2 separate regions of the Homo sapiens genome follow, and region 2 is linked to region 1. The links are chromatin loops, found by intact Hi-C in ENCODE. Cell type or tissue: Panc1. All regions are shown on one strand. Each heading gives the region's core, and the rest is flanking DNA. Links, peaks and the distances in the headings are about the cores only. Region 1 holds the start of LOC124901183 (a long non-coding RNA gene). Region 2 overlaps PLK2 (polo like kinase 2).

The links. Peaks named below come from ENCODE experiments on the same cell type or tissue, not always from the same donor. Only the 100,000 strongest peaks of a DNase experiment are listed, where the experiment ranks them.
Region 2: it touches region 1 in a loop (4-fold over the local background); 21 of 110 quality-filtered maps call a loop at or near these places.

The regions. Positions count from the first base shown.
Region 1 is chr5:58,067,798-58,084,588 of GRCh38, forward strand. LOC124901183 (a long non-coding RNA gene) reads right to left here and starts at 907. Exons shown (of 2, transcript XR_007059134.1): 1 at 472-907; 2 at 1-97. It overlaps LOC124901202 (small nucleolar RNA U13), which reads left to right and starts at 2,391; the gene lies at 2,391-2,494. RefSeq lists an enhancer at 12-1,211. In Panc1, for the core only: no CTCF peak of the experiment used is centred there; no DNase peak of the experiment used is centred there; H3K27ac peaks cover 8,000 bases.
Region 2 is chr5:58,439,448-58,456,238 of GRCh38, forward strand. It overlaps PLK2 (polo like kinase 2), which reads right to left. Exons shown (of 14, transcript NM_006622.4): 10 at 16,579-16,708; 11 at 16,092-16,332; 12 at 15,838-15,967; 13 at 15,464-15,574; 14 at 14,535-15,327. The coding sequence ends at 15,136. Among named protein-coding and RNA genes, the nearest start is that of PLK2, 12 kb to the right of the region's middle. RefSeq lists enhancers at 6,066-7,265, 10,789-10,958, 16,784-16,791. In Panc1, for the core only: no CTCF peak of the experiment used is centred there; no DNase peak of the experiment used is centred there; H3K27ac peaks cover 5,480 bases.

The DNA of each region.
Region 1 (16,791 bases), core at 5,005-13,004:
TCACCATGAAATCTGAAAGTTAGGTGCTGCTTGGCAGTGTGCTACACTTTATGTGTCGGTGACCAGGAGTCACAGATGGGATGAGCACACTGGGATTCTGGAAGGCAAAGAGAGAAAGCCCGAAGTTAAGCAAACAGTTTCTACACTGTCACAGCCACATGGTAGCCTCTTTCGAAGTAAAGAAAAAAAAAATTCACCTATTTAGACCATTTTAGAATTGAAGGTTGTCAATTTTATTATTTAAGAACGTTATGAAAATATTTCATGAGTCACTGTACCATACCCAGAATCAGATGCCTGGATACACAATTAGAGAAATTAATTGCACTCTTTCTAAATTAAAATTACTTTTACATATGCCAGGTGACACGGCTCCACCTCATTCAAATGTTCCTCCAACTTTCCTGGCTTACCTTAGTAGAAAAATACATTCCAAAATTTCAGGACATAGTTATAACTAAGAGATCTTACCAACATACAAACGGCAGTGTGCCCGGAATTGGTGGGTTCTTGGTCTCACTGACCTCAAAAATGAGGACGTGGACCCTCGCGGTGAGTGTTACAGTTCTTCAAGGTGATGTGTCCAGAGTTTGTTCCTTCTGATGTTCATACACGTTCAGAGTTTCTTACTTCTGGTGGGTTCGTAGCCTCGCTGGCTTCAGAAGAGAAACTGCAGACCTTCAAGGTGAGTGGTACAGCTCTTAAGGCAGGCGCGTCTGGAGTTGTTCATTCCTCCTGGTGGGTTCGTGGTTTCACTGGCCTCAGGGGTGAAGCTACAGACCTTCACGGTGAGTGTTACAACTCATAAAGGCAGGGCAGACTCAAAAACTCAGCAACAGCGAGATTTATTACAAAGAGCAAAACAACAAAGGCTCTACATTGTGGAAGGGAACCCCAACAGGTTGCTACTACTGGCTCGGGCAGCCTGCTTTTATTCCTTTATCTGGCCCCACCCACATCCTGCTGATTGGTCCATTTTACTTAGAGCTGATTGGTCTGTTTTACAGAGAGCTGATTGGTCTGTTTTGACAGGGTGCTGATTGGTGCATTTACAATCCCTGAGCTAGACACAAAAGTTCTCCAGGTCCCCACTAGATTAGCTAGACACAGAGCACTGATTGGTGCATTTATAAACCTTGAGCTAGACACAGGGTGCTGATTGGTGTATTTACAAACCTTGAGCTAGACACAGAGTACTGATTGGTGTATTTACAATCCCTTAGGTAGACATAAAGATTCTCCAAGTCCCCACTAGACTCAGGAGCCCAGCTGGCTTCACCTAGTGGATCCCACACCGGGGCACAGACGGAGCTGCCAGCCAGTCCCCCGCCATGTGCCCCCACTCCTCAGCCTTTGGGCGTCAGTGGGACCGGGTGCCACAGAGCAGGGGGCAGCGCTTGTCGGGGAGGCTCCGCTGGGCAGCAGCCCCCAGCGGTGGGGAGGCTCAGGCATGGCAGGCTGCAGGTCCCAAGCTCTGCCCTGCGGGGAGGCAGCTGAGGCCCAGCGAGAATTCGAGCACAGTGCCGGCGGGCCAGCACTGCTGGGGGACCTGGTGCACCCTCTGCAGCTGCTGGCCTGGCTGCCGCGGCCAGCCCGGCTGCCCCCAGTGCGGGGCCCACAGAGCCCACACCCACCCGGAACTTGTGTTGGCCCGCGAGCACCATGCGCAGCCTCCATTCCCGCCTGCGCCTCTCCCTCCACACCTGCCTGGAAGCCGAGGGAGCTGGCTCTGACCTTGGCCAGCCCAGAGAGGGGATCTCATAGTGCAACGGCGGGCTAAAGGGCTCCTCCAGCGTGGCCAGAGTGGGTGCCAGGCGGAGGAGGCACCAAGAGCGAGCAAGGGCTGCCAGCACGCTGTCACCTCTCAGTAGTACAGTCCTTATAGATGATATAAAGTAGAAAGCCCTTTAGTTGAGCTTTGGAAAGAAACACCAAGCCCCAGATAAGGTTGGCTTGAAGACAAACTATGACTTTGGCAATTTTGTTTTTCATTTTCATAACTTCTGTTTTATTGGATCAAGAAGCTCTTTTGTGGGTTCATTTCAATGATGTGCCTGTCAGTTTAATCCAAGCATAAGTAAATTTAGTCAAATAATCAGTTGGAATTGATTTAAATGGATTGACAGGTGGTTTTGAGGTCTTCAGATTATTACCTCTGAGGCTATTTACTCTACGTGTGTGTGTGTGTGTGTGTGTGTGTTCTAAAGCCAGGAATGTGGCCCAAGGGGAAGAACACAGAATGGTAACTATAAGAGAAAGAATATTACTTTGTGTAAATATAGGTGAGGCCAATGCAAACATGACAGGCCAAATGTAATCCTGTGTGATGGAAATTTATTTTTTAAGTTCCAAGTCGGTAAAATTATTTTCACACAAAAAGATTGAATCAGATCCTTTTGTAGTTTACGAGCATGATGATTGAGTGTTCACACACGGATGTGATATGTGCCACCCTCAAACCTTGTTACGACTTCAGCTTATTACCCAACTGACCTGAAGAAAGGGAAAGAAAAGGAAAGACTGACTCTTATTTAAATAACAGTATTGATACTTGACACTGTTAATTTCCTTATCATATTCTTAGGAGTATCTATTCATAACAATATGAAAGACATTGCTTTGACTTATATTCTCAAGCATTTCTTATGTTTGGTAGGTAAGAAAGTATATTCAATTATATCTCAAACTGAGATATAGTAGTATCCCTGCCTTCATCAGAAACTGTGTGAAAATAAGTAGTCAACATTTTGTACTGTTTAGGATATTGTGTGCTTATTTAGTGGTTTGACTTCAAATACATTTACAGGTAATGTAGAGTGGCTGCCTTCGCAAAGACGGGAGGGAAAGGCTGTCAGAGAGAGGTACAAGGAGAACAATAACCACAGAGATGGTTTATTCCTTGTTCAGAATATTAGGTATAGACTAGTTCATTATAGTACCTTAAATCACATCATATGTCTAAGATATTTAATGATAATCATTCAAGTACTTCACAGCCTGAAAAGTCTTCATGCACTTCCCTATAAAGATGGCTCCAAAATATATTTGAACACATTTTAAAAGTAAGTTGTTTATTGAATCTTCAGTTTTTACTACCTCTCCGCTCTATCTCAAAAGGTGACGTTCCCTAAAGCTTGCAGGTTGCCATAAATTACTGAGCTTTGGAGAAAAGTAATGAACTCATTTGTTTTGTTTTTGCTTTTCAACTTTACAGCAACCTTGAAAATAAATGAAAACTATCAGGATGTTTAGTTTAGGAAATTTTCATGGACTTTATATAAACTGCAGTAAGTCATTAAAAATAAGAGAAAAGCCAATGGGAAAAAAACTAATGTGATAGTGATAACTGAACCGTGATCTCCTAATTGCAGCTGTATATTATATCTACCTATAGCTACATGGCAACATAATATATTTATATCAATAAATTAGCAGCAAATTCCTAATGCTCTTCTTTATTGTTTCCCTCATACTACCTTCTTAAACCTCTTGGTCAAACTGCTAATTATTAGATTTTTTTCACCTTCTGCATGTATCTACAAAACATCTTCCTCTAATTGATTAATGGCAAGTCACTACATTTATCAGCTTACTCTTTCTGACGTCTGATAGGATTAAGCCTGAAGGGTGTCAAGGAAGCAGGAGGGAAAAGTATTCAGATCATACCTTCATTTGCATTCCTTTTAAGTACAGGAGAGTTTACAAAGCATTTATTCTATTACAGCTATCAATTTGCTATTTATATAGGTGTCCTGAGAGCCAGATGGTATCAGGTTAGAGGTTGGTCCTATCATTTCAGGAGCAACCTCCACTTCTGAAGTCACAGGCCCCAAGAACAATGACCAAGGTCGCCCTCCACAGCAGGGCTGTGCTTTTCTTTGAGGAGAGATAGCCCTTCAATGCTGAGAAACCCAGCTTCCAGGAACTGCAGGCCTCAGCCCAGGCACTGTCTTTCACGTAGTCCTGCAGAGAACAATTGTGTGAAGCACGGTGACCTCAGAAGCCCAAAGCCTGGCAGGCTATTTATGAATGCAGCGTGCTCAGAAAATGGGTTCAGGATGAGGAAACCCTATCAGAGCCCAATTTAGCTCCCACTCTGCCTGTGAGAGCATCCTATGAGAAAACAAGGGTAAATATAGCAATAACCAGGTTGCATGTTGTGCTTCTGAGAGCAGAAATGAGAGATCTTCAGAGAAATTTTAGCCAGACAAGTAGGATTCTCGGAGCATTTGTTGTGGAGCTAGATTATCGAGGTGTTTTTCTATTGGCCTTTTATCTTTTTTGAGGGAGTTGAAAATCTGGTCAATGAATTCCCACTTTTACGTAAGAAAACATTTTACAATGAATATGGGATAAATAACATTGCTCATCTTTGAAATATGATGGCCCCATTGTTATTTCCAGAGCAATCTAAATAGATAAAATAGTTTCTTTCCAAGCAGGTCGGCCACTTTGGGCTAATGCAGCTTATCATCTGTGAGAATTAGGCCTGGCCTGAAAATGCCCTCAGCAGGATTCAGTATAGTTTTCCTTATGTTATATAGTCATGTTAGTAATAACGACAGAGGACACCCCGTCCCAGGTGTCAATCACCTAGTGGAAGAAGAACAAGAGCTTCCTCAAAAGAATGCAGCAGCTAACGCAGAATGCTGTAAGACTCCAGCTTCACTGCTTTGAAACCTCCTGCAGATTCTTTTGTTCTTCACACACGATATATTTCACTCTTCAAATAGCTCCATGCTGTTTAATATCCAGAGTTCCTTTCATGAACTGTCACATGCTTAGGTTGACACAGACGCTAACTTAATTAAAGCCTCAGGGAGCACATGTATTATCCACTATAACTGGCCCTTCATTGGAAGGAAAATGGCATTTAGCAGCAGTTGTGGGCTGTGATAACCAACAAAGTGAAAGTAAGAAGAATACTGCAAGTGGAAAATGCTACAACCTTACAGAAAAGCAACACAACTGCGTGAAGCAGGGGCTGCCAAGGAAGTCATAATGTTGAGCCAATAATTCTTGTGGAGTTTTTCATAAGCAAATAGTAAAAACCCAAAGCTATAAGGACACAATTGCTCATTGCAATGACTGATATCCCAATCCCCAAAGAACAGAAAACAAAATCTCTTTAATTATAAATTTGCATATTGGGAATCTCAGTCTGGTCATTGACTCAAATATATTTTAATTTTAAAAAGCATGTATTTATACACATATACATTTGAAAACATGAGCTATGTTCTAGCAGTTCAAAGGCATTTGCCAAGACGTTTCCAATAATCTTGATGTAATTCCCTATTGTGCGCTTAAAAGATTATAAAACTTCCATTGAGCTTTTCTGTATTAAAACGAAACAACTCCATTCTACCTTCATCCCCTCTGGAAAGAATACAGGACCACATTTATGTATTTCTGGTATTAAAAATGCATATTTTACCCAGTGCTAAGTGGAGAGTCTGTTGCTTAATATTTGTAACCATGGGCTGGTAACAATTTCTCTCCAGAGTCACAGGTCCATGCAAAATGAGAGTACATGACCTCAGGCCTTGCCCTTCTCCTTCTCGGTCTTTACTAACATACAGGGGTACATACCCAGGACAATGGAACTGTTTATGAAACAATATAATTCATAATAACACAATGACTCCTTAAAAGTAAAGCTTCGCAAGTGGTATGGAGGAAATGACATCACTTTTAGACTGGACAAGAGACTTAGTGTTTCAGCAAGCATATGAATACAAGTTTTCTACCTGGATGAAATACATGCTATCATAAAGTAATATTCACAGCATGGTTAGGATGAGAATAAAGTCAGAGATGACAAAAATAACCTTTTTATGTTTTTTAATTCTGCACAATTATTCTGGTGCTTTTAAAAATGATTAATGACAATGGCTCACCGATTCTGAGACTTTTACCTGTCTGTGACTTTAAAAAATTAGAAATGCATGAGTTTTTAAAAAGTCAAAGTGAGAACTCAGAAGTGTTAAACTGAAAGTAATGAAAGCACTTTCACAAAATTATTTTTTACCTAAGGGAATCTATTTCAAGTCATATTCAGGATTCTGACTGATGAGTTGATGGATATGCCTGAATTCCATAAAGGAATATGAATTCAAGGGCAAAATGTATTTGGGGGAGGAAACAACTTTATTTAAAAGGCATTGAAATTGATTTTCAAAACTTGTGTGCTTCTGGGGAATAGGAAAGGACAAATTCTCTAATGAGAGCTGAGGATGAAAGTGAAGCGTGTAGGGAGAGAGATACAGACACATAGAGAGAGGCTTTGCAGATATACATGTAAGGACAGTCTCCATCCACAGCCTGAAGAAGTGCAAAAGGTCACTTTCTTGTCTCTGACATATAAGAATAGTATTCTATCATGCAGCAACCTCTATGAATTTGGATACCTCAGCTCATGTCTGAAAACAAAGAATAAAATGTCAAATTCGCCAGTATAAGTTCTGAAAAGTTTCATTATGAAGTCCCCAAATCCAGTAGCATAATTATTAGCTAGGTGTTGACAGCAAGTGTCAGGATGTATCAATATTGCCTGAACCCAGTCGTGATTCAGGAACTACAACACTGACCTTTACCCCAGACACAGTGAGTCTAAAGGCAGTTGTGACATAAAGCTCATTTCAAACAAATGAATAGGGTTGTAAACTTAAGTATAAACAGGATTGTACATAAATCTTTCATCCCTGTATATGTTCATCGTTTTTTTTCAGCTGCCCCAAACATACAAAAAAAGGGAGCTGTGTTTATTTCATTATTCGTATTATAGACTACTTTCAGATTGTGTTTAGAGAAGATGTCTCTTCCTATATGCATAGGTAGATATACATAGATCTTCCCAGTTGAAGAGAGTTATAGCATTGTTTATCTTTTGGTTCCTGTTGTTTCTCCTAACACAGTAATTTTCCTTCAATAAATATTTATTAAATAAATAAAATATAAATAGCTTTCCTCATACATTACAGCATAAGCATAATTAGAAATCATTTTTATTTTAACACCAAGGAGCTTGCTGCATATTTCTAGTTATAATTTGCATGCCACATAGTGTAGCATACTGCGCTCCGATTCAGGTGGAGCTGAGTCCTGCCCTTATCCTTTTTATTAGCTAGATGATCTCCATGGAGTTCATGACAATTTTAAAGGCTCTACTTCCTCAACTGGAGGACGGGAACGGAAAGGAGGAAAGGGAAGAAAAACTTAACTGGCTTATTTCCTAAGATTGCCCTGATGATTGATTGAGATATATGAATGCCGGGTGTAAAATATACGACCCACACCGGTATGCATTTTGAAAAAGTCTAGCAATCATGTCACTCCTTCCAACATGCTGTCTATAATGTGAATTTAGCCCTTATCATTTTTCTCACATTTGTATTTACAAGGCATTTTTCTTTTTCATTCAGGAACAAAAACTAGGATTTAGTTAGTACACAGACTGTTAAATGCGGCTTTCATAGAATGAATATTACAGCTTTTTAAAGCCATTTCTCATTATATTGAAAGCTTTAATTTTGAAAAGAAACTCATGTTTTGCTAACCAAGGTAACATGTAGTCTATTGTGTGCAAACAATATAAAATTATTGTTTGCAAATCTTTTTGTACCTAATTCTAGGATTGCCAAGGAAATGGAAAGATGAAAATGAAATATATGTAGCCATTCCAAGTTTTGCTTTACCTCAGCCTACCCACTTTGCAAGCACCAAAGTTTGAAGTTGGTTTCTAAATTCAGAACACAGTTTCCTAGAGGATCTATATTTGGAAGAAGGATATTTCCCTTGTCTAGAAATACACCCTTTCCTGTGTGCTCTGCAGATATCCAAATGGGAGTTTTCCCAAAACCAAGTAAACAATATCAACTCCTTTGCTTGTTATCTTAAATTTGAATTGAAATCAGTAACTTTGGAAAAATAGTTGGTAATTTGACACAAATGGTGAAGTCTTCCAGTGCTGTGTTCGGACCATGCCTCTGCTCTGCTTTTATGCCCTTTACATTCTTGCATTATTGTACGTACTGTAATATAATCCTATTCTATCTTCCTGATATAAACTCATTGAGGAGAAAGACCTTATTTTTCATTTTTAAGTCTCCTGTGCTTGGCATGGTTTTGGTATAAGGTAAGTGTCCGATAAGTATTTGTTGAAGGGATGAATAAATAAATTGCATATGACTATATAGACACACATACAGTAAAATGAATTTGTAAGGTCAAAACACAGCTGTTTACACAAATGATCAAATAACTTTAGTCCAGTCATAGAAATATAGTAACAGTGACTTAGAGGAACCGATTTGTGGTGAGATAAAACAGAGTTCAAAGCCAGCTCTGCCCCTTTGGCTGGCTCTATGACTTGGGCAAGTTACTACATCTCCTTGTAATAATTGCAATTATTACATCTCTCGGAGCCTCATTCTCCTCATCTGTAAGGTATGGAATGGGTAACAGGATTGAAGGAGGTAAAGCATGCAAAAACTTTTGTAAGGGTCTGGCCATGTAGCAAGTCCTTGATAAATGGTAGCCCTTAGCATTAAGTGGTAGTCACGGTAGAAAAATAAAAGATGTCCTAATAATTTGTAAGAGGTTTTACCACTAGAAACACTATATCTTTTTCTTTTAAGTAGTGTCTTTCTTTATACGACTTTTCATTCAATCTTCTTGAAGCCAGATTTCCTTCCGACAAATTATTCCATTTTCAGTTCTCCCTAATGGATGAATTCTTTTTCTCTTTATGATAAAATAAATAGAGGCAGCTGATACAGCCACAAATCACTCCAACTTCCTATGGAAATTACTTCATTGATTTCTGAAATGATAAAGGACCTGTAATGTACCTATAAATACAGTCATTAAGTCACAAATTGCTCATGGCAGCACAGGAAATCTCAATATACTGTCCAGGCATCATCCTCCCCCAAATACACATTTTCCCAAGGGCGCCCAGCCCGGATCCATTATCATAAGTACAGCTGGAGCTAGAGTCATGAATCAAGGGCAGCTTTCCTGTTCCTCATCCTTTCTGAGTTCATTAGAGTGGGCAAGTTTTCAGACTAACATGTTAGGTCAGAAGTAAGATCATTTGCATAAAACAAGATGAGTATTCACCAGTCAACTTCTCTGTGACATGGTCAGAGTCTGGATTCTAAAAGGAGCCTCTCCTGAAACCCAGAAGGCTCTGATGCAAAAGTAGGAAGGCGTCACAGACTTGGAAAGTGGACTGTATTCCCTAGCCCCAGACATTTCATTTGCAGGCATGCACCATGTCTCATGTCTGGGGCCTGCTCATATTGTCTTCACGGTCAAAGAAGAAAATGATAAGGATTTTGGGCACTGGAAGGTGCAAACAGTGGTTTTATTGCGTGTAAGTTCCGCCCCTGGATGCCTGCAAAAAAGCAGAGACCTTGGCATCTCTACCTGGAACAGAGATAATTCCAAGATCATTGTACGCCCTTTGTGGAATTATACTTAGCAGTGAAAATCTTTCAACCAACTTCTGAACTTGTTAGGGGTGGTTACTGGCAAAATTCTTTGTTTCCCTTTTATATTTATTGACTTTGCCTTCCTCTTACCCCATACTGGCTATATTTCCCTTTTGGGTTTTATTTAGTTTGCTGAGGCTTTCAATTTGTTTCTCCCCAAATCTTCTCAGATCTCTAGTCTCATAGGTTAGGTGTTTAAATAATATATTTAAATGGCTTGTGGAAGAACACAAACATAGAGGCATCACAGCAGGCACTAGGCTCCATGACCTGAAAAACAAACTTATTAATGCCTTTGTGTTCTTTTCAGCACATCCCACTAGTGGAGGGCTAGCTGGCAGCCGCAGCTCACTGCTTAAACCGAAATGAATTTCACAAGAAAACACAGTTCATATGCCAAAAGGAAGTAATTCAATCCAAGTACAGAATAATCTTTTTCTGGTACCTTATATTTATTTTTTATGTGCCGTATTTAAACTTTTAATCATCCAGCAGCAGCAGGAATTACTACTCATCATCATTCTTCCCATTGCATTTGGGAACAGCACCAATACTCAAGGATTACCTGGAGTGTGAGGGGATGCATATTAAATTCCTGTTTTCATTTTCCTAAATGTGTCCCATTATCTCTCTATTGTCCTTGGCTTTTGTGAAAGAAAAAGAGGCAAAAATAGGCCGAAACCTGTTCAGACAAGCAGCATCTAGTGAGCAAAAAGAAAATCTCCTGGGTAGGTCTTACTCAAATCTCTTTAATGGCACACTAATTATATATAACCCTACTGGCATCTTTGGTGTCACTTTCTTTAGAAAAATTATCAAGTGTTTATCCCTGGGGTTTATGTTGTTACTCTTGGAAAGAATCCACCAAGTGTCTGAAATGACTCTGAGGCTACTCTCCTTGAACCTGCCCTATGCTTAGCCAGAGTTTGTCATTAACTGCAGGTGGTTACTGAGCAATTATAGCTAATCAGAACCTTAAAGGGAGGGGTTTTTAATCCCCCTCATGGGACGCTTTCCCCTTGAAGTTCTGTTTACTTCTATTTGATGCTTTAGGCAATCCTCTAACATTTGGGAAGAAAGTTTTTCTATTTATCAATTACTATGAAATGTCTTCATGATGTGCTATTATTATATTATCTTTTAAAGGGAAATTTGAAAATTTCTTTGAAAATGAAATCTAGTTTTTTATACAGGATGAAAATTAATCCCTTCTAGGTTTGCCCTCAGCTGTCAGAAAACTCTCATAGCACTCAGTAGTTTTTAATATCTTTTCTGCTGCAGTCTGAGTCTGGCTAGGGTTTGTGACCAGACTGTTTAATAGCTTTGTATCTTTTGTGAGATCTTTATGATAAGGGACAACATATACTTTCATATTTCAAAGACAAATAATTTCAGAAGGTAACATTTTTCTTGAGAGTTGAATTAAAAAATCTTCTGAATTTTGGATAGGAAGTTTTCTAAAATATATTATGCACTTCATTTCCTTCTTAAACAAACTATTTGATGCATATTTCCAAATTTTTAAATAAATAAAATAATCATCATGGACGTCGACTATTTTCCTCTGCCTAAAACATAATGGTCTTGGGAATAATTAAGCTATTTGTGGCTATTTGCTCCATACCAAATGGTCCTGTACTGCCAGTCTTTTACAATCCTTTGTATGGCTTTTGTAAACCATAGATTTTGTCTATGGTCTTCATTGCTTTTACCTTTGTTTGCTTTCACTTCTTGCTGTGCCCTGGGCACTGCTGAGAGCCCTTAGCTAATAACTGACCCCTGGTGTATGAACATCAGGACATATTTTGACTGCTAGCTCCCTTGAGAACATTGGACTTAGCTGATTTCCCTGTTCCACATATAACTATGATGTACATTACTCTGACATTGAATGGAATCTTTCAAAATAGTTAGTCAAAATGGTGGAACACAAAGTACAGGTTGATCCTTTTACTTTAAATAAGTCGAATGTAAAATGCAGAAAGCCAAACAGATAGATACTACCTCTAATAGTAAAAGCAGATGGGCTAGAATCCAAATTTTGTCTATTCTTAAGCTTTATTTAGGAACTAAAGTGGTTTTATTATGTTAAAAATGTAGATTCCTGGACACACTTCAAACCTTCTGGATCAGAATTTCTGGAGGCAGAATTCTTGATTCTTAAGCATGCAACCAACATAATTTTGACAAAAAAAAATTGGGGCCACATTTTGCGAAGTGTTAAGCTATAGTTAAGCATTATAATAATAATAAGTATGCTGGTGAATCACAGTGATCCTTGTTAAAAGAGAATTCTTACTGATAAATAAAAGTATTTATAGTCTTTTCTATATTCATTATATATTTTATAATGAATCATCTATTTTTAGAAAAGTTCTGTGAAGTAGAAAATTTAACTCAGCATAAAAAAAAATGTAAGGTAATGTTTTTATTCTCAAGAGGCGGATTGGGCTGCAGAACATCTGTGAACTCCTTAAAAGTGCATGCGGCCGGGCGCGGTGGTTCACGCCTGTAATCCCAGCACTTTGGGAAGCCGAGGCGGGCGGATCACGAGGTCAGGAGATCTAGACCATCCTGGATAACCCGGTAAAACTCCGTCTCTACTAAAAATACAAAAAAATTAGCCGGGCGTGGTGGCAGGCGCCTGTAGTCCCAGTTACTCCGGAGGCTGAGGCAGGAGAATGGCGTGAACCCGGGAGGCGGAGCTTGCAGTGAGCCGAGATCTCGCCACTGCACTCCAGCCTGGGCCACAGAGCAAGACTCCGTCTCAAAAAAAAAAAAAAAAAAAAGTTTTTTTGGATATATGCTTTTTTCTGGGAAGAGAGTTGATAACTTTCAAGTGATTATGCTCATTTTAGAGATGAGAAAACTAAGGCTCAAAGAGATTAAGGAACTTGCCCTTAGCAGTTAAAAAATGAGTTATTCTTTCTCTGAATAGTTAAAGAATTTCTCAGCCGGATAGAACTGGGGTCCTAAAGATAGGTGTGTCCGATTCCAAATCCATGCTGTTTTCCATCCAAGCTTAGGGTCTCTCAAGTGGCTTCAAATATTTTCTTTCATTATTCTCGGAAGAGTTGCCCAATTTTGCCATGAGGTTGCCCTTCCCATGGCCCTGGCCATTCTTTACCACTTTTGTTCACCTACTAGTCCTACCAGGTGAATCTTGTCTTAATAGTCTAATCATAATGTAATGAAGTGCTTTTCTCTCTTGGAGAAACAATGGCCCTCATTCTCTGTCTTATCTGATCTCATTTTGTTTCCGGTGATAGCTAACTCAGTTTCTTCAGGAGAGTTTTCCCAAAATTGTCAGAGAACAACCACACCAGACCTATTCAGCAGGTTAGGGGGAGCCCAGTTCCCCATTGTCCCCTGTTCCATTTTTATTTTTTATTTTTCAGTTTCTCTTGAATAAGCACTTGAAGCAGCTGGGAAACTTACACCACCATCTAAGTAAAGCCAGCATGATCTCTGCCTAGCAACAGGAAGCAGGATCTATTGCCAGTGGCAATGTTTGTTTATCTCAACCAAATGCCTACTCATTCAAGAGACAAACCTGTCGTCTTGGTTGAGTCATTATTTTTTTTTCTAAATAATTATTTCTCTTTAATTATTTATTTAAGATGAGGCCCTTTTTAACAAGTGGGCTTCCACCACCTCCAATACTCCCCATATGGCTTTTTAATATTAGTAATCCTAAAGTGGGTGTTAGAACTCTCAAACTCCTCCACGGAGTCCAAGAACAGAAAAAAGAGGAAAAGAAATGAGAGTCTTCGCTAGAGGATCCTTCGGCTGCAAGGAAGAGCAGACATCCAGCAGCCTTGTGAGATCACTACTGATTCTGCTTTTTCACTGCAAGAAATATTTGTTCAGGCATTTGCAATGTACCATGTGTATGGCTAGGAGCTAGGGATACACATGATTAAGAAACAATATTTGACCTCATGAAGCTCCACATCAAATTAAAGAGACAGAGGCACATACCTAGGGAAGTGGCTGCAGTTTGTGTATGCATTGAGACACACTCAGTGATGAAGAGGAGAAGCAACTGTTATCAGGAAAGATAAAGGAAGCGACTGCTTCCTTGGGCTGGCCTTGTGTTTTCTCACTCATCACCACCCAGAGTTACATCAATCTGATGGTCTGCTCTAGGGAAAAAGAAGAAATGCACGTGGGTATGTTTAAATTTCCAGAAGGCTTGGGGCCTTTAACCAGCTAGAATTGTTTCTCTACAGAGGCTGAAAGTGCATCCATCTATCACTGAAATCTACTAGGAACGTATTGTCCAGCCTAGAGGAATTAGGAATTAATCTTTTCCAGAGAAAATCTTTTCCATGGTTGAAATCGAAACTGCCCCCAGAGAATAATATTCCTAGGAATATACATAATACAATAAAAACAAAGAGCACAGTTGAATAAATCTATGGTTAGACTGAAGAGTTTTGTTTCATTGAAGTATGTTGCTGGATTAGCTGAATCCTTGCTGTTTAGATTTTCTTTCTGAAATACATTGTAATGATTGCTTCAAATGTTTTATATTCAGACTTGGCCACAGTTATACTATTGAATTAGTTGGATGAATTTTAACCGATTTAAATGCAATTGGGCAAGTAAATAAAATCAATCTTATACCAGTTAGTTAACACTGTGCTAAAAATGTAATTATATGACACAATGTCTTCCACAATGGTTGAGCTAATTTACACTCCCACCAACAGTGTAAAAGCTTTCCTTTTCTTTGCAACAATAGAACTTTGAATGCTAAACTGAAAGAACTTTGATATGATCAGGTCTACCTACCTATCAAGTAAAAATAAAATAAGTTATAACTTTAAATAATTAAAAATAATTTTGGTACAACATGATGAACTAGTATGTCCCACTTCATCAGATTGGAGTACAAAATAAGGGGATATTTATTTTGAGGTTTCAACTATAATGATTATGATTTCCCAACTTTCTCAAAATTGGGGGTATGTTATGCCACTTCTCTTTTGAAGCAATGTCTGTCAATCCCTGAGGAATTCTCACTTGTAAATTCCACTAATATTTGTCCACTCACTAAATACCAGACCTTGTTCCAGGCATTAGGGATAAAAAGGATGCCCTGATTTCATAGAGCTTGCATTTTAGTTGGAAGAAGCAGTCAATAACCCAACAAATCAACAGGATGACCAATAGACAAACAGCAAAAAAATAAGGAGGAAAATGTTAAGTGTTATCTGAGAGCTAAATTTCAGTGATTTGATGAACAGTGAGGGGTAGTCAGGGCGGGACTTTCCGAGGGCAGGGCATTTGAGGTGAGGTCTGAAGGAGCGGAAAGCAATCCATTTGGCTGGAGCACAGGAGCGGAAGTGAAAGTGAGGGAAAAGCAGGGATGGTCCCGGAGAGTCTGGTGGAGATGTAGATTTTAATATTCCTGTGAAGGGAAATCACTGGAGCCTGGCAAGTAGGGGGAGTGGCATGGTGTGATTAGTAACTTCAAAAGATGTGTTTGTATGGAGAATAGATTGTAGCTGGCAAGATTCGAAACAGGGTGAGCAGTTAGAAGCTATGAGAATGGTTCAGGTGAGATTCAGAGGGGACTTGGAAAGTGTGAAGCCATGGGGACATGTTCTGTAGGTGTGTTGATTAGACCTGGATAAGGTGTGGGGGTGAGATTAAGGATGGCTTCTAGATTGCATCGCCAACACACTTTTAATGCTTTGTGATCCCAGAGATTTCCGGGTCCCCATATGCAGTCAGGCAATGGTGTTTCCTAAATGTTGCATCTCCTGGTACCAGCTTACTACAGGCACATTTAAAAATTCAATACCCACCTAAACCAAAGTATGCTATTGAACACTTTTTATTGCAAGTTTGGAATTTCAGCACTTGCTGATGTCTTATCAGGCTCAAAGTTCCCATCCAAAGACCAGGTGGTAGAGGTTGGCTTTTTCATTTTGGCCAAAAATAAATCTTAGTTCACTCATAATTTTGAGCCTAGAAACCTCACACTTCCAGTCATTTGCTCAGTATAGGTGACCTTTTCCTTTCCAGTTGTCCCTGCATAATTAACAGGGGTAAATCTGTTTCCTGTATTAGAATCTATAATATGTAATTAGAACAATGTGTAATTAAAACTTCTACAATATATAACTAGAACTTCTCCACCCAGAAAGAGCTATTACAATAGTGAACCCAATATTTTACATATTTGGGGAAAAATTTTAGCTAATAAAGTGCCCTCCAATTTGCATTATACACTAACTGGTTAATATTCTGCAGCATCCATATATAATCTTATGGTCACTTTATTATGTTCTCAAAGAGCAGGTGGGTATTTGCTTTATTTTACTCTTTTGACTAAAGCTGTTATTTAATAGGCTTCTCAATGAATGTCTGGCTCATTTTAGAACAAAGATAATCTTCTCTAAAAACAATTTATTCTTAACCTTCAGAAGCCAACTCTAACAAGATCCCCATTTTACAATTTCTCACAAATAAAAAAATAAAACAAGTTGAAATTACTCTTTTTTGATTGCTCCTCCATTTATAATTTTTGTACCATCATCAAAGGAAGAATTGAGAAGAGCAAGACAATAGCCTGTATAAATGTTTGAGTCTTTAGTGAAAAGTGGAGATTATGTGGTCCAGATACCATCCACAGCTGTGATTTTGTTGAAGATGGTTCAAATCACCTGAAGAGTTGTTTCAAGTATACATGTTTCTCTCGCCTCCATGAGAACCACTAATTTACAGTCGACTATATCATAGAAAAGGCGCAAGTGCATTAAATTTTGCAAAGCTATCTTTATAAATTCTAATTAATCATGAAAGAATGAGTCATAGAAGTAAGGTGCAAGGGACACTGTTATATAATTCACATGATAACTGATTTTGATAGTTTCTTTTATGTAGAACTTGTTTATATAAGAAACAGAATTTTATGACTCTTAGATATACAAGTGATCTTTGCACATTTAATGCCTTTTGGGTATAGTAGGCAACCAAAGAGTTCTTAGTAAGTTTAAATAATGTGTTTCTCTGTAGAATAAGGAAAATACACATAGCAAATTAAACATTTAAGATTCTAAGTTCTTTATGCAGCTTTCATTTTCCTTGGATGTTCATTGCTACATATCTTAAAACAAGCAGGACTCTCAAAATTGAGTAGAGAAAGAATCAGGAAATTTTCCATGGAGAAGAATGGTGTCACTGAGGTGTGGCAATGGCTCTCAAGTATGCTTTCTCTACGGGCTCACAGGAACATGTGTTGTCTTTGCCTCCCTTCTTTCTCTGTCAGAACAATAGAAAT
Region 2 (16,791 bases), core at 5,024-13,023, 370 kb after region 1:
AGAGGACATTTTAAGATAAGAAATGCAAACTTCCACATTGGGTTGGATTGTCCAAAGCACCTGAACAAATAAAATGTTTTCCATAAAGATGTTATTGGCTATCAAAGTTGACTTTGAAATGATACAAAAGCATTTTTCTCAAAGAATCTGAAATTCACAAATAAGAATTTTTGTGAATATTATACTTTATCAACTATATCGGGGAGGAAATTTTTTTCTAAATTTAATTAGTATCATTTAGCTTTTCCTTCTTTTGTTTTAAGGAAGACAATAAACTAATACACTGCTAAAAGTCTTCTAAGAAATAATTATATTTACTCTGCAAAGTAATTTTTAACTTTACTCTGCAAAGCACCTGTCAAAGTTCTTCACTTAGTTGTAATAAGCAGTGTCTAACACACACACACACACACACACACACACACAAAACCAGTTCATTCCTCAAACAATTTTGTTAACTTTCTTAAATACAGGAAGTTCTAGCTTAAATGATTCTTCCTCATGGCACCAGTCATATTTTGCATGCTTTGGTTAGAGATGTGTTTTTTGTGTTGTTTTGTTTTATTTTATAAAGTGAGCAACATTCTTCCATTAACCTGTCAAGAAACTGTTCTTTTGTTCATCTCATGCCCACAAAAACAAGCACACGATGTTTGGAAAACAATCTACAATAATTTCAATGGGATCAGTATGTTAGAATATAACCAAATGTTGAGATTCTCTCTAATTTATTGACCTGAAATTCCTTCAGGGTCACAAGAAACTTGCCCTACAGACATTTGGTGTGTTTTAGTATCAGACTGGTACTACAGCAATAGTGCTAGGTCAAATATCAGGATGTGTAATACTTTTTCTGAAAAGCTCATTGTGCTTCACTGAAAAAGTCACTCAAACACATAGAGAAATTAAGACACTGCCTGTGTAACTGAAATAAATGATTTTTTTTAAAAAAATCAGTTACTTTAGGCATTTCAATGCTGAACTCACTAATGGAGCAGAAGAATGAGAGCTTGAGTCTGCTTTACAGGAATCTGGGGTACTGTGATACAACCTATAGTATCTGCTATTTTTTAAAATAACAATTTTTTTTTAATTTTCAATAAATATATTGACATATCCTAAAGATACTTAAGACTATATTTTTGATTATTAATTCTTGGAAATCTTTAAATACATACAATGAAAGTCTCATTTTAAGTTATTAAAGCTCCCAGTCTTCATTTCTGTTTTTGTTTTTCTCACAAATAAAATTAAAATGTGGCTTCAAGAAATCATAATATGCCATTCTTATGTCATGAGTGCTAAGAGAAAAGCCACTTAGAATCAGGGAAGACCAAATGAATATTTTAAATTGTGATGTAGTACACTAGTGTATTATTTACATCACTAAAGCAAACCACTTGTTATATGCCTGGCATAAAGCACATTCTTACTTTTACTTCTCAAGGAACCCCATAAAATATATCAATTCAATTGCAATTCTAAATGTATTAGCAAATTGGTAATGTTACTAAGTTCAAGGAGAAATTCTTTTGAAGTATCTAGGAATCCAGAAGAACATTATTTTACAACTTCCTTTCCTAGATAAATAATTATGACGTCTTTGTGTGTTTAGTTAGCATTGGCATTTCAGCTAATATTGACCAAAGAAGCTAGTGTGGCTATATTTAAACTCTGTCAGAGTTTCACCACCACATCACAGCACATTTTAAGTATTTTATAATGAATGAGACCTATTATTGCCAGAGCACACTTCAAATTCATTCATTTTTCCTCTCAAATTGTTTTTCCAGTTATGTCTGCCAAAATTGTAGCAAATCACTTTTATTTGAAACAAAGATTTCATATTTCTATTTCAGTCCTTCCTCTCTGAAGCCAGGATGAAATAACGTTGCGATGTAATACAACAAACCATATACTTCCAAGTTGAAATGACAGGTAATTGATTATGAGTCAGTCTGCAAAAGATTGGTGATTAGAGAAACCATATCCTGCTTAAATACATTTCTTTCATTCTCATAAACCAGATGGTACCTTGTGTCACTGACTGTCATTAACAATTTTTACCACCACAGTCATAGTGGTCAACAAAGCAGATAAAGTAAAAAAATAATATAATGTGTAGTAGGATCTGAATAAATGTACATAGCCCGAATTCATTTTTCTGCTGTTGTGCTTAATAAAGCCTAAAAATAAGGTCATAAATGCTTATAGCATGAAAAAAATTTAACCTACCTTTATAGGAAAAGCAATTGAAATCAAAGGTGTGGTAACATAAGTGGGTCATGCTAAATGCATCTTAGCTACATTAAACTCACATGGGATAGCAATGAGTATTTCATGGGATAACCATATAATTCATCTTAGAAATGCATACTTTTTTTGAGATGGGATCTCTCTCTGTCCTCCAAACTGCAGTAAAATGGTGTGATCTTGGCTCACTGCAGCCTTCACCTCCTGGACTCAAGCAATCCTCTCACCTCAGGCTCCTGACACACCAGTTGCACACTCAGGTAATTTTTTTTTTTTTTTTTTTTTTTTTTTGGAGAGACAGCATCTCGCTATGTTGCCCAGGCTGGTTTTGAACTTCTAGGCTCAAGCAAACCTTCCACCTCAGCCTCCCAAAGTGCTGATATTATGCAGTAAACCACCAATCCCAGCCAAATACAAAGATTTTTAACTGACACAAGGCATGATTAAGAGTTTCCCAGGTAAACTGTGTAGTCACCATCCGTATATATGCACTGTGCCTTTGGCAGTACACAGCTGTTCAGTACTGTGAGAAAAAAAAAAAACGGACTGTTTTATCAATAGCAAGCTTAACATGTTCCAAACCATGTAGTGGATATTGAAGGATGCATCTCAGTTGAATTGAATAAAGCATAACTGTAAAGTTATGCTTTATAATTTTGTATAATAAACTGTTTAAAAATTATTCAATTAAGATTTCTTGATTTTCCTACCAAATTTTGTTTCTATGTCACTTTTGGACATAGAGGAGGAATAACTCCTTTCTTCATGCCATTAAAGTAAATCAATTGAAGCTTACTCTTCTACAACTATATTAAATTTTAACTTAAAAAATCTTGCTTTAATCACTTCTTGGCCTTTTGGCAAAGAACAAGTGTAAAAGTCTTGCTCTAATGTACTCAGTGTGATATATCCTCATGCTTTGTTTGTTAGGTTCTTCCCCAAAAGTGGTTTATGAAGAAGTCTTTATAGCTTCTACATCTGTCCTGTTCAGTGTAAAGGACTACCAACATGCTCTCTTTTAAACACAAAATGCCTTTTGCAAACCAAAGTGGACATGGACAAAAATTTATTTTAAAACATTTCAGTTCTGCCATTATAAGAAAATAGAAATTTGCAAAAGGCAACTGGAAACCACTCTTTATGATCTGGAGATGGAATATCTACATTGCAAAGTTACCTTAGCTACCTGGCCATCCAGTTGATCTCTGCACCATAAATTTCTCCCTCTAGAAGGGAGATTTTCTTGCTGAGTGAGGTTGTGGATAAAACATGTAACAGCTCTGGAACCACAATGCAATGGTTTGAATACATCCCCCAAATTTCATGGTTGGAAACCTAAAATTCATATGTTAATTAGAGGTGGGGACTTTGGGAGGTAATTAGGATTAGATAAGGTCATCAGGATGGGACCCCATGATGAAACTGATTGCTTTAAAGAAGAGGAAGAGAGACCTGAGCTTATATACATGCTCTTGCTCTCTCACCATGTGATGCCTTCCGCATCTTATGACACAGAATGAAGATTCTCACCAGATGCTAGCTCCATGCTCTTGGACTCCCCAGCCTCCAGAACTGTAAGAAATAACTTCCTTTTCTTTAAAAATTACCCAGTCTGTAATATCCCAATATAGAAATGCAAAACAGACTAAGATATATGATGTCAAAGTTGGTGCTAAATTTCCTGTTTACCTAATTATTGTCCTACTACAAGAAAGATCTGAACTTACATTCCAATCTATCTGACAGGTTCAGGATCTTTTTAAATTAAATGTATCTTATAAAGGACAATTACTTACATATATCGACAAACTATGTTCCAGGGAATATTCTTTGTGATCTTAAAAGGCACTCTAAAGCAAAATAATGTGTCAGTGTGTATAAGTTTGGAAAAACTTTTGCACTCTATTTCTCTCTTGGAGATTCATAACGCAAATTTAGGATATGGAAGTTCTAGAAAAATCTTGACTTAAAGAAATCTGTTCATTTTATTGAAGCCACCAATTCCCAAAAGAATTTGCCAGTTAATATGTTTTTCAGGAAACATTTTATAATATCAAAGATATTTGGAATTCCTGAAAATACAGTTGGGGAAATTTTTTAAAGATAGTTGAGAAGGGACAATAATAAGAAAAGGCAACATAAAAGGAGTCAAAATGTAGGAAATGTTTATATGACTTACCTTTGATTTTGTCAGTCATAAGAGAGTAAACTGGCTGGGTGTGGTGGCTCATGCCTGTAATCCCAGCACTTTGGGAGGCTGAGGCGGTTGGATCACCTGAGGTCAGGAGTTCCACGCCAGCCTAGCCAACATGGCGAAACCCTGTCTCTACTAAAAATACAAAATTTAGCTGGTTGTGGTGACATGCATCTGTAATCCCAGACACTCAGGAGGCTGAGGCACAAGAATTGCCTGGACTCAGGAGACAGAGGCTACAGTGAGCCAAGATCGTGCCACTGCACTCCAGTCTGGGTGACAGAGCGCGACTCCATCTTGAAAAAAAAAAAAGGAAAAAAGAGTAAATTGCTCTCTCTTTGGGATATTCCTCAATTTGATTCCCCCAGGAGCATGATGAAGGAAACAATTAATAATTGAAAAATTCTAATGATAAATTAAGTATAAGATATTCTCTTTATTGAATGACAACAGTATAATATGACATAAATATCAATAACTACTGACATCAATATAAAACAAAGAGGTAATATGAATAGAGAAATAATAAAGATATAATATTAAAATAATTAGAGAGGGGAGGAAGCTTACTTTCTAATTTCTCCTCTTGCTATATTTTCGAATAAGAAATGGTTTTTGTTGTAGGTCAAAATGGTCAAATACTCTCAATATTATATTGTTCTATCTAATGAATTCTAAGACACTTTTTATTATTATATTTGTTTTATAATATAAAAAATAGGATCAGTGTCATGTTCATGATTGTTCAGCAAGCAATTGACCCAGTTGCTTCAATCTTGACATATCTAATTGAAATTCCAAATGTTTTCTGCTATATGGTTTTAACTTGAGCAATTGTAGGATGATTGACTTAAAATAAGCATATGTGTGTGTACCTCTGAAGGAGAAAAAATCTGAGAGAAATATATCAGATTCTACAAAACTCAACTGTTATTCTGTTTCTTTAATATCTAGGTAGAAAGTTGTATTTGGAGGAAGATTTAATTGCTTCAACTCAGAGTATATTATTTATTTAAAACCAAAAAGCCTAGTGCTTCTCTTGTGCCTATTGTCAGTCACTGGCCCTTCCCTATGACTAATCTATATTGAGGATATTTGGAGTTTAATCCTGAGTCACTCTGTAGCAAAACTGCCAGGTATACCTACAGGATAGTGAATAGAAACATGAAAGGTTTGCCTCATTAAAGAATTCATGAGGTTAAATCCATATGTAGCAGGTGCAACTTGCTGCTATAGCTGCCCTTTTGCCACCCATATATGTTGCTTTGCCTCAGATGATTATCTTATTCTCTCTCCCCATGTGGTAAAAAGAATGAAGAGATTAGCCACATAAGCTCACATAGTCCAGGTATTTCAGAATCAGTAAAGTGAGTCTATTCACAAGCCTAACAAAGGAAATGAGGATAGATTATGGCAACTGCTAATGAAATTTATATTTCAACCAACAATACAATTAAGTGAGGGATGATCTCTTGTTCCTAGTTGACTAAACTGCAAAATTCACCTTTATCCTAAATTTCATTATGAATTTAAGAGAATGATATGAGTTGAATTTAATAACCTTATGTCGATCAGGTGAAAATTCAGGAAGAAAAGAAGCCGTCTACATCGCGGTGGATGCCTTGGCTTATGAAAACTTTGGTAGGTCTTTATTTGTCAGACTTATTCTTCCATTTCTTTTCAGTGCTACCGAAACAGGAAAAGTTCCCTCGTCACCCTTGCAGGGTGTGCGGTGGGGGTGTGTCCTGCTTCTTTGGTCAAATCTCTAGGGGGAACATGCAGACAGGCTCTGGGGCTCTGAACTCACAGCAGCATCTAGGGGTGAATGTTTACAGCACCGGAAGCTCCCGCAGGCATGTGTTACCATGTGCTCTTTTAGTTTTGCCATCTGTAGGTGGCTTGTGTTTAGCAGCTCAATCAGACCCCCTGACTTATGGCAATGTGTCCGGAATTTATTCCTTCCAGTGGGTTCTTGGTCTCGCTGACTTCAAGAATGAAGCTGTGGACCTTCACGGTGAGTGTTACAGCTCTTAAAGATGGTGTGTCCGGAGTTTGTTCCTTCAGATGTGTTCAGAGTTTCTTCCTCCAGCTGGATTTGTGGATTTGCTGATCTCAGGAATGAAGCCGCAGATCCTCGCCATGAGTGTTACAGCTCATAAAGGTAGTGCAGACCTAAAGACTGAGCAGCAGCAAGATTTACTGTGAAGAGGGAAAGAACAAAGCTTCCACAGCGTGGAATGGGACGCGAGCAGGTTGCCGCTGCTGGCTCAGGTGGCCAACTTTTATGCCTTTATTTGGCCCCGCCCACTTCCTGCTGATTGGTCCATTTTACAGAGGGCTGATTGGTGCGTTTTTACAGAGCACTGATTGGTGCATTTACAATCATTTAGCTAGACACAGAGCGCTGATTGGTGCGTTTTTACAGAGTGCTGACTGGTGCATTTACAATACTTTAGCTAGACTCAGAGCTCTGATTGGTGCATTTACAATCCTCTAGCTACACAGGAAAGTTCTCCAAGTCCCCACCCGACCCAGGAAGTCCAGCTGGCTTCACCTCTCAGCAAGGACAGAGGGCTTTCTGTATCCTGGGGTTTCTTGCCTTGGTGTACCAAAAGAGTCAAATCACACATGGGCTTGGAGAAAGAGTGCAAGGGTTGAGTGGAAGTAGCTCTCAGCAGATGGGGGAGCCAGAAGGGAGATGGAGTAGGAAGGTGGTCATCCCCTGGAGTCGGGCCATTCAGTGGCCCTCCTCTGACCACCCGGCCAAACTCCTCATCGTTCTGCGGATGGATGGCCTGCAAGCCTCTGCTGGTGCCTGTTGATGTGATCTTCCGGGTGCGTTCCTCTCAATATCCAGCTGCTTGTGTCTTCTTCCGCCCGTGTGTTTCTCTCCACATCCAGGTGCTTGTGTGTGTACCCTCTAGGGTCTCGGGGTTTTTATAGGCACAGGATAGGGGTGTGGTGGGCTAGGGTGGTCTTGAGAAATGTGACATTTGGGCAGGAAAACAGAAATGTCTGTCCTCTCCTCAGTCCGTGGGCACAGGCCTAGATATGGAGCCCTAGCCAAAAGAGTCAAATCACACATGGGCCAGGGACCTGCCTTTCTCTATCCAGTACTTCCGTGCCCCAAGCCCGATTTAGTACCTGACCTTTAACTCCACTTAAACCAATAATGCTTAAAAATGGCAGAAGGTAGCTTTGGATGAAGCCCACACTTTCCCTAAAATCACCCAAAGTACACTTTCTGGAATTAAAATCAGCGTTTGTAAACAACTTGGAAATAGACAGGCCCCCTGAAAGTTTCACCTGACTCTGCACTAGGCTCACATTCAAACGTCTGAGGCACCAGCTGAGTGAATCAGGCAAGCAAGGTCCATGGAGAGGGCTGTCTCTTCTCTGGGGGCAGGCACTTCTCAGCTCCAGCTGATTGTTGATATGTAGAAATGTCTGATCATATTGTCTGATCATGAAGTTTTGCAAAGGAAGTCAGAAGTTTTAATTTTCATCTGAATGCTCCCAATGACTAACTGATGACAATTGCTGGAAAATATTTTAAAACCCACTCTAAAACTCGCTGTACTTCAAGCAGATGTCTATTCTCTGGCAATATACAATCTCAGCTCTAAAGGTTTGCCTTATTCTCTACATGGATTCCATCTTTGCCTTTCATTTCTACTCATGTCATGTTCTCAAAAGAATATTACTGGAATAAAATTACATGCTTGTATCAGAAAATTGTATTGACATTCATCTACAAACACAAATTCCCAGGAAAACAGATTGCAAATGAGGTTTTGTGGTTTTGGTTTTTTTTTTTTTTGAGATTGACTTTTATGCTCAGAAGTGGATTTGGTTTTAAAAATCTGACATTCAGTATACTTAAACATCTAGTTCTTCTTTGCATTTTTAAGTTTAATTTTAAAAATTTACATTCTGTTTTTATATCTCAACAAAAGACTTTAAGAGGACTGTATTATAGGATCCCAGTTAAAACTTAATAACTTTCCCTTTACTATTTTATATTGCATTTATAATATACTTGACTTCCTTTTTAAATACTGTTTTGCAATTGTCTGCTATAACAAGTATTCTTAAGTATATAAACATTCTTATAAATTGAGTAAATTAAGCTTAAAAGATGATAAATTTATCATATATTATAATACCAAATTTAAATGTCACAAGCCTTCAGCTTAAATTTCTAAGGCAATATCAGTTACTTAAATTTCAGTTTTTAATTGGGATTATAATACTAATACATTACTATATGTGAAGTATTAACACACAGTTTCAATGTTAGGGTTAAATATAGAGATTCTTTCTGTAACAACAATTATCAATTCAATCATTCAGATTATCTTAAATACTTAACTAAGTCTTCTTAAGATGAAATGGTACTTCGCTAAAGAAGCTATTATGCTATCTAAATTAAACTTTTTGTTTGTAACCTAGGCTGGCTGAGATTTTATATACACAACCACAGCTGTAGACCGGGATATTTACTGCAGTGCCGTCTGAGATGTTAAAAGAATATACCAAGCCCTATTAATTATTCAGAATATAGGAGTGATGTCCTTCTTCTCAGAGCACATATAGTTCACATCCCCAGGCTTAAATTATTATTATTGCTATGTTGGAGCTGGTTTTAAAAGTTTCGTGAGGAGTGATTGTTAAAATTTCAGGAATTGTGCAAGCCAGTTGTTAACACAACCATTATGTAATTATAGAAACTTACAATTAAATAAATTATGTTAAAAACAAAGGCAATAAATACTCTAAACTCATCACTAATTGTTTCCTTACATTTTATTATTATCTATTTCTTGAGGTTATTTATGTCTGTTACATCCATATGCTGGAAATACTTTATAATGATGTACTGCTGTGCATCTCTTTCCAACTCCACATTCAGCGACATCACTCTGGTAGTGAGAAGTCCATCATGGTAAAAGAAATTATACCACAGAAATTGGCAAATGAAACAAATCAAGGTTCTGGCCACCTCTGAAAAAGCTGACTGCTAAACATTTATTAGTATATCAGTAGTTATGTTATTATCTAATTCTTTGTCTGCACTCCCCTCCAGAATACCCTATCACGTTTGGATTTTGCATTTCTTTATCTCTTGAAATATTTAAAGATCTTCTATGTAGCTCCAAAGTTCTTCAAAATTCATATAGTTCTGTACTTATCATATTTTTTCTATTTAGTAGGATCACATAAATCACATAATAAATTTATGTCTCATTGAAACTCTTTTGACATGTCTATATGATCATAAGTTTAAAGGTCATCCTGCTGCCACTGATTTCAAAGGGGTATAAAAGAAAGACAATTTTAGTTATTTCACTGAGGCCTGTTGCTTATTTATTGTCTGTTTGTTTATAGAAACAGGGTCTTGCCCTATCGCTCAGGTTGTAGTGCAGTGGTGTGATCATGGCTCACTGCAGCCTTAACCTCCTGAGCACAAACAATCCTCCCACCTCAGACTCTCAAGTAGCTGGGACTATAGGCATGGACCACCATGTCCAGCTAATTCTTAAATTTTATGTAGAGATGGGATCTCACTGTGTTGCCCAAGCTGGTCTTGAACTCCTGGTCTCAAGTGATCCTCCTGCCTCCCAAAGTGCTGAGATTACAAGCATGAGCCACCGCCCCTGGCCTAGGTCTGTTGTCTGATTTCTTACAGTACTAATTTTTTTATAGGCTTGGAACAGAGAATGTGTTCCAACTTGCATGGCTGGGCTAAAATATCTAATCATTTAGTATTTCATAGCAGAGATAGATCAGGAGTTTGTTAATTTAACTCAACTTAGAAGTGAAGTTTTTGTACTGCAATCATTAAAATCAATTTTGTTTTACATATAAACATATTATCAGGCTAATCCTAGAGCAAAATCTATTTATTCTATTCAGTTGAATTCCAGACATTGATGAACCATGATATTATTTTCTAACACTGCATATGGAAATTTACCGTTTTAATTTGAGTTCACTAATATAATTAAATTGTGGCAATTCAAACAAAGAGATGCCTTCCATTAGTAAAGTTAATAAGACATAACGAAGGGCTAGAACAAAGCATGAATCTAAACATATAGACCAGAGTCTCTCCCAAGTCAGGAAAAACAAAGTGGAATCTACAGGTTTCTTTTTATACAACAGTTTGTTACAAGGTTTAGAAATATACTGATTCTCTCATGCATTGAATAGCCATAAAATACCAACACTGGTTTTTCTGTGTACCTTATGGAGATGCAGCTATGCATTTTTAGTCACACCTATTTTCAGTAGATTAAAATCTCTACAAGGCAAAAATGGTCTGAAGATGTTACGAATCACAGAGGCCTAAAGCAGGAATGACTCCATTCTTCATGCCCACCCACGCAATTTTGTTCCTTCTCCAACCTTCTACTGCCTATCATCTTGCTGCCTAGCTAACTATAGCTCTTAGCAATTATGTCACTTTGGTATTTAAGAGAAGGAGAAGGTAGAAATGGTAGAAAATTCGTGGAAGAGAAAAACTAAGAAAGAAAGGTAGGCAGTTAATATGCTGGTTAAGGCTCAGATTCATTCTCTGCCCTTCTTCTGCTTTATTTTGCAATATTACAATGACCCTAACAACTGTATTTCCAAGGCTATTTTTTTCGACTGCCTTTCAGCTCATTTGGTCAATGGGAGATTGGAGGCCAAGAGGAAGAAAGAATTCAAAATATTTTGTCCCCCTTTTTTCTCACCCAAAAAGGCACAGGGGTCATCTCAAGCAGTGATGACATTTGTCCCATGATCTCAAAATCCTGGTAAGCAGTGACCATCATGATTCTAGTTTCTGCCAGAAGACTCAGTTCTGGGCTCTGGTAACATGACGTTTTCTCTGGGTCTCTCTAGCCATTGGGAGAGTAGTGCCTTCCTGCTGCAGTGAATCTCTGGGTTGCCTCACCACCGAGTTCTTCCATCATCTGTATAACCAACAATCTCCATTAGATTCCTTCTCTCTGAAAGTCCCAAAATGATCCCAACTGGATCACGACTTACACAGAACTGAAGACTCGATCACAACTTACACAGAACTGAAAGTGGGAGAAACAAGAATGAGACAGTTTTTTTTTTTCTAGATAATTACGGTCCCTGCCATTACAGATGTGGAAAGAGGCAGAAAAAAAAACAGAACAAGAACAGGAAGAAATACTTATTGAGTACCTTTGTTGTGCAAGTGTTTTATTATCGTTTTATCTTCACAGATGAGAAAACAGAAGCTTAGAGAGATTAGGTATTTACTAATGATCGCATTATTAACATGTGGTTGCACAGAAATTTGGACTCAAGATTTGACTCCAAAGCTTTTCCACTGGAGTATGATTTCCCTAGCTGACATGAGATTACATTCAGAAATAGTTCTTGAAGGCTTGATGGGACTAAGAGATAAAAGTCGTAAATGTTAAATAACCTAAGATCAAGTTCACTGTCATGGCCACACCAAGTTTAGTTGAGGGTATCTGTTATTTTATTTTTTAAGAAACAGGGTCTCCCTCTGTCACCCAGACTAGAGTGCAGTGGCATGGTCATAGCTTATTGCAACCTCAAACATCTGGGCTCAAGCGACACTCCTGCCTCAGCCTCCCCCATAGCCGAGACATGCAACAAAACTATTAAATCTTTAGAATTTGTGAGGGCTAATGGAGAAACGTTCCTGGGGATCAAAGGTGTTCATTAAAGAAATCTATTATTTTACAGTTGTTTTTTGTGGAATTCAGGGTACCCTTATTTGGAAGGGTAATTTATTTGGGAATTTTTTATTCTCCTTCTCCCATGGCAAAGATTTATCAACACTGTTATGTTTTATGGAGATGTCCTCTGTACTCCTCCCCCAGAAATGCAGTTGGGTAGAAGGGGTGACAGAAATCCATCCTTATGTGTTCTCATCCACTCCCATGATGTTTTCCAAAACTTAGTTACTTCCAAATGTTGCTTTCTCTTGAGATGTAGACCTGCATATCCACTGTTTACTGGACCTATGTGGGCATCCTCATACAAATCTGATTAGATATGTCTAAAACTCACTATATTTTTCCATCAAGCTCTTCCTTCCATATTCCTAATTTACTATAGTTAATGGCCCAAGAATGCAACCCGTCCCCCACTGACTGCCTCAGCCAATCCTTCTGCACCTCATCTACTTTCTTAGGCACCACATTCAACCGGGCTCTAGATCCTGTTAAAATCAACTTTCTAAGTTCCTCCAAAATCAATCTTCATTTACTCATTCGATAGTTGACTGTCCAGTACCAGATCTGGTGCTCAGTACTGGGAACGTTGAAATGAATCAGGAGGGCCAAATGAGGTACTGCCTAGCTCTTCTTTTGCTCCTTTTCATTGTCTCAGGTCCCTTCTCACCTGAGTCACAGCATTAATTTCTTTACTGTTTGGGCCGTTTCCATCTTGTTCCCCACCCCGTCTCCTCTTCTCCCAGAATAAATTTTAGGAATCTGAAGTACTATGTCACTTTCCTCCTTGAAATTTCTCAGTAGTTTGGCATAGCCTTCAAAATGCAGCCTAAAAGCCATGGGTTGCACCATTCATGTCTTCCAGCCTTTTCCTATAATACTTCAGATTGCACACCCACTTCTGTGAACTCTTTCATCCCCCGGGCTTCTATACGTGCTATTCCCACTGCTTATAACACTCTTCCCTATCGCATATTTCTATTTAACCCCCACTCATCTTTCAAACACAGTAAAAACAAATTTCTTTTCTGGAATCTATTCACTGAGCCCAGCCCATGCCTGGGGCTTCTTCCTCATGATTCCTGCTGAGTTCCCACAACACCCAGTACATACCTTTATCGTAAAATCACACCACTTGTCACACTAATAGGTAAATGCACTGTCTCCTCCACTCCATTGTGACTTCCTTGAGGGCAGGGGGGCCTCGGGTTCACTCTGTGTCTCCAATGCCAGGCCCTGGATGTGGCACACAGCAGATGCTGAGTACATATAAGAATGGGTAAGTGTGTATTTTGAAATCATGAGGTAGTATACAATCTTCCACTGTGAAACTCAAAAGGAAGGAACATTTTCTGTTTGGAAACTATTGTTTCTTCTCTGCTTATAAAAATACAACTGAATTTGTATACATGGCCAGAGAACTCCAGCCAGCAGGAGTTAATCTAGGAGTTGTGAAATACTCATAACATATTCCCTGGATTTGGCTTTTATTAATACAATATACCAAGTGGAGTTTTAACAATTTTAGAAAAATGTAAAAGTGCAACTAGCATCTCTATACTATGCTGTACAGGACCACAATGTAAACACAGCCTTAACAAACCAAAGCACTTCTTTTCATAGGACAGTATTTTCCTTATAGTGGGATTACAATTGAACAAAAAATATTTACATCTTATGCAGATGCCTGTAAGTTCAGAGTAACAGGATGAGCAGCTTTCCTTTACTACACCTGTCAAAGAGTAGATCCCACTGAAAAAGAAAACCTCAAATTTACCTCTTAATTTAATAGATTAAAAGATGGACCCCAAACCACAACTTGGTTCCCATACCACTCCTCAACTACCATGCACCAGAAGGAAAATAAAATGACTTATTCACAAAGTATTTCTCACTACTGGAATTATGTGCTAGTACTGCCAGTGGCACTGGAAGTGTTTAGGCAGGTTTATGCTGAGTAATATGTTTAGGTGGTGCATGTATTCTAATTCAGAGTTTTGCCCATATTAAGATAAACTTCCTGTACCTATTGACACTGAATAACAGAGATCTATTTAATCTGGCTTCACCTCCAAGCTAAACAAGTTTTGAAGAAATACTACAGAGAGAAATTGGGTTTGGATTTTGTAGGAGGCTTATATTTTGGTTGTAAGAAGAATGGTGTTCTTAAGCTAGATCTACTCTGAAAGTTTATGATTGTACTTCAGGTATTAGACTTCCTAGAAACTGTAGTTAGAAAAAATTAAAGATCTAACTCTCTAGTATGCTTCTATACTCAGTGGCTTCTTGGCACTGCTTGGCACGATCTTATCAAAAAATGTAACGATGTGGTGAAGAGTTCTACTAAAGACAGGAGACCATTATTTCTGCGTTTTCATACTCTTTATTGCCAACGGTTTAAAATGGTCAACATAAAAAAAAAGACATTTTGATAATAAATACTGCTCTTTGGGCTGTAATAAATAAAAAGTTTATTAACAAGGAATGCACTTTTCCAGCCACAAGTATCTTCAAAAATTAATGAAAAAAAATTATATATGGCCATAGTTCACAGTTACGCAGCCAAAAGCTGCTCCAATTACAGCCTTTAAACAACATGGGAGCTTCCTCCCTTCTCCCTCCCCTTCAGGAAGTATATTCACAGTTCCAAAGTCCTCTGGCTGAAATGCTCTCAACAGAGAGAATTTAAGAATCAATGCACCTTTCTGCAAAATTGTCTGAAAAACCTTTTAAAACAGGTATCTCAAGGAAAACTGCATTCTGGTTCACTCTTGGATTGTCCAAAGTCAAGAACTGTATGCCTTAGCCTGTTCTGGTTCCAACCAGTCCAGCAGGCCACAGGGGAATTGTTTTCGTACCACCACATGTCCATCTTCTTCAACATACTCTAGATCATTCTTTTGGCTTCCCTGTAGATCTCACAGTGGAAAAGAGGAGTCCCATAGGGTCCATTCGAAAAGTCTTTCAGTTACATCTTTGTAAGAGCATGTTCAGGGCATATTCCATTCGATTTTTTAATTCTGATGAACAGCCAGACATCAGCAGAGTTGTCAGCCTGAAAGTTGTAGATATCCTATCCTCATTGATGTAGGTGAGAAGGTATTCTTCATTTTGGCTACAGATGATGATTTTTGTATGATCATGGTAGAAATTCACCTTAAAAAATAAACATAGACATTAGATCTCTCAAAATATTCGAGAATTAGAAAAGTTCAGTCAATCACTAAACTGTCTAGGTACAAATCTTTCTGTTTAGGACCTAAACGTGCACTTTCCTGAAGAGTTCATTTACCTGAAAGGTGCCATCATTAAAGAGCATCATTAGGGCCTTATCAGATTTTAGCCACTGAAGGAGGTAGAGCCGAGGTCTTCGAATATCAGTAACACTAGGCAGATCTCCACCCTGGAAGAGATTAGGAGAGTGAGTTAGTGCCTACAAAGATTTTGTAGCATGCACTCTATTATTATTCTAAGAAAATCCTCTCAAACTTAAGCAAGCATCAGAATGGCTTTGGAAATCCCTGCCTCCACCTCCCGGAGATTCTGATTCAGTACACCAACGGTAGGTCAGGAGAATCTGTTTCTAACAAGCTTCAAAGTGATGCAGACACTACTGCTTTGTGGCCTACACTTCAAATGTCACCACTCTAAAGCCACAGTACTTACATCCATGAGGTTCTCCTCCATGTAATGAGAAAAGTATTTCAGCACCGTCACTTGACTAATAAATTGCTCAGGAGCATCTGTTGCTGGGAAAACTGAGCATTGGCCAAGCTCTGCGTAATAGTGAACTGTTCTATAAAAACAGGAACGAAAGGGAGAGAAGAGGAAAAAAAAATAGAAGCAGTTAATCATTGTTTTTAGATTTCTTTAGTGCAAGACTAGAGAACTGACAGGATTTCATTAATTGATACACTTACTTTTTGTCTGGAAGGAGGCTCATGTGAGCACCATTGTTGAAAAGGACACCGACGGTGTGGTCTGAGAGCTGGTACCCAAAGCCATATTTGTTAGAGTAATCAACCCATTTGGTGACCCACTGAAATGATGTGCTCAGCTGCTCTTTGGGAATGCAATCAGCTTCCGGCATGTTTTCCAGACATCCCCGAAGAACCCTTGCCACTGTGTCTGCAACACTTCCCATGGTACTGTCTTCAAGGCCTGAAAAGTCAGACAGAAATGTTTCAAGTTATACAATATTTTAGCAATAAAACCTCAGGCTTTGGTAGATGCTAAGTTTCACTCCATTAATTCGAAAGACATAGAACTCAAGATTATTTTCCAATTCCTGTAATCTTACTACTTCTATGTTAAATTAAGCTACAAAGTAAATTGACTTAAATTATTATGTATTTAGCACTGGCATTTCGAGTTTCATTATTTAAAATACGATTGACAACCACTTACATTCACTGCTGCTGCTACAGCTGCCAAGAGTCCCTCTGACTATCATCCGAATAGCATCCCCAATCTGCTGCTTGTTTTCTACTGCGGGTGTTCCAGACCTGGCAACTGTGGTGGTAGGTGGCTGGAGCTCCTTAGAAGAGAGAAGATTTATGCAATGAGTCAAGCATCTAAATTCATTTAAGGGTGAGAATTCCAGATTAAGATGAGAGTGAG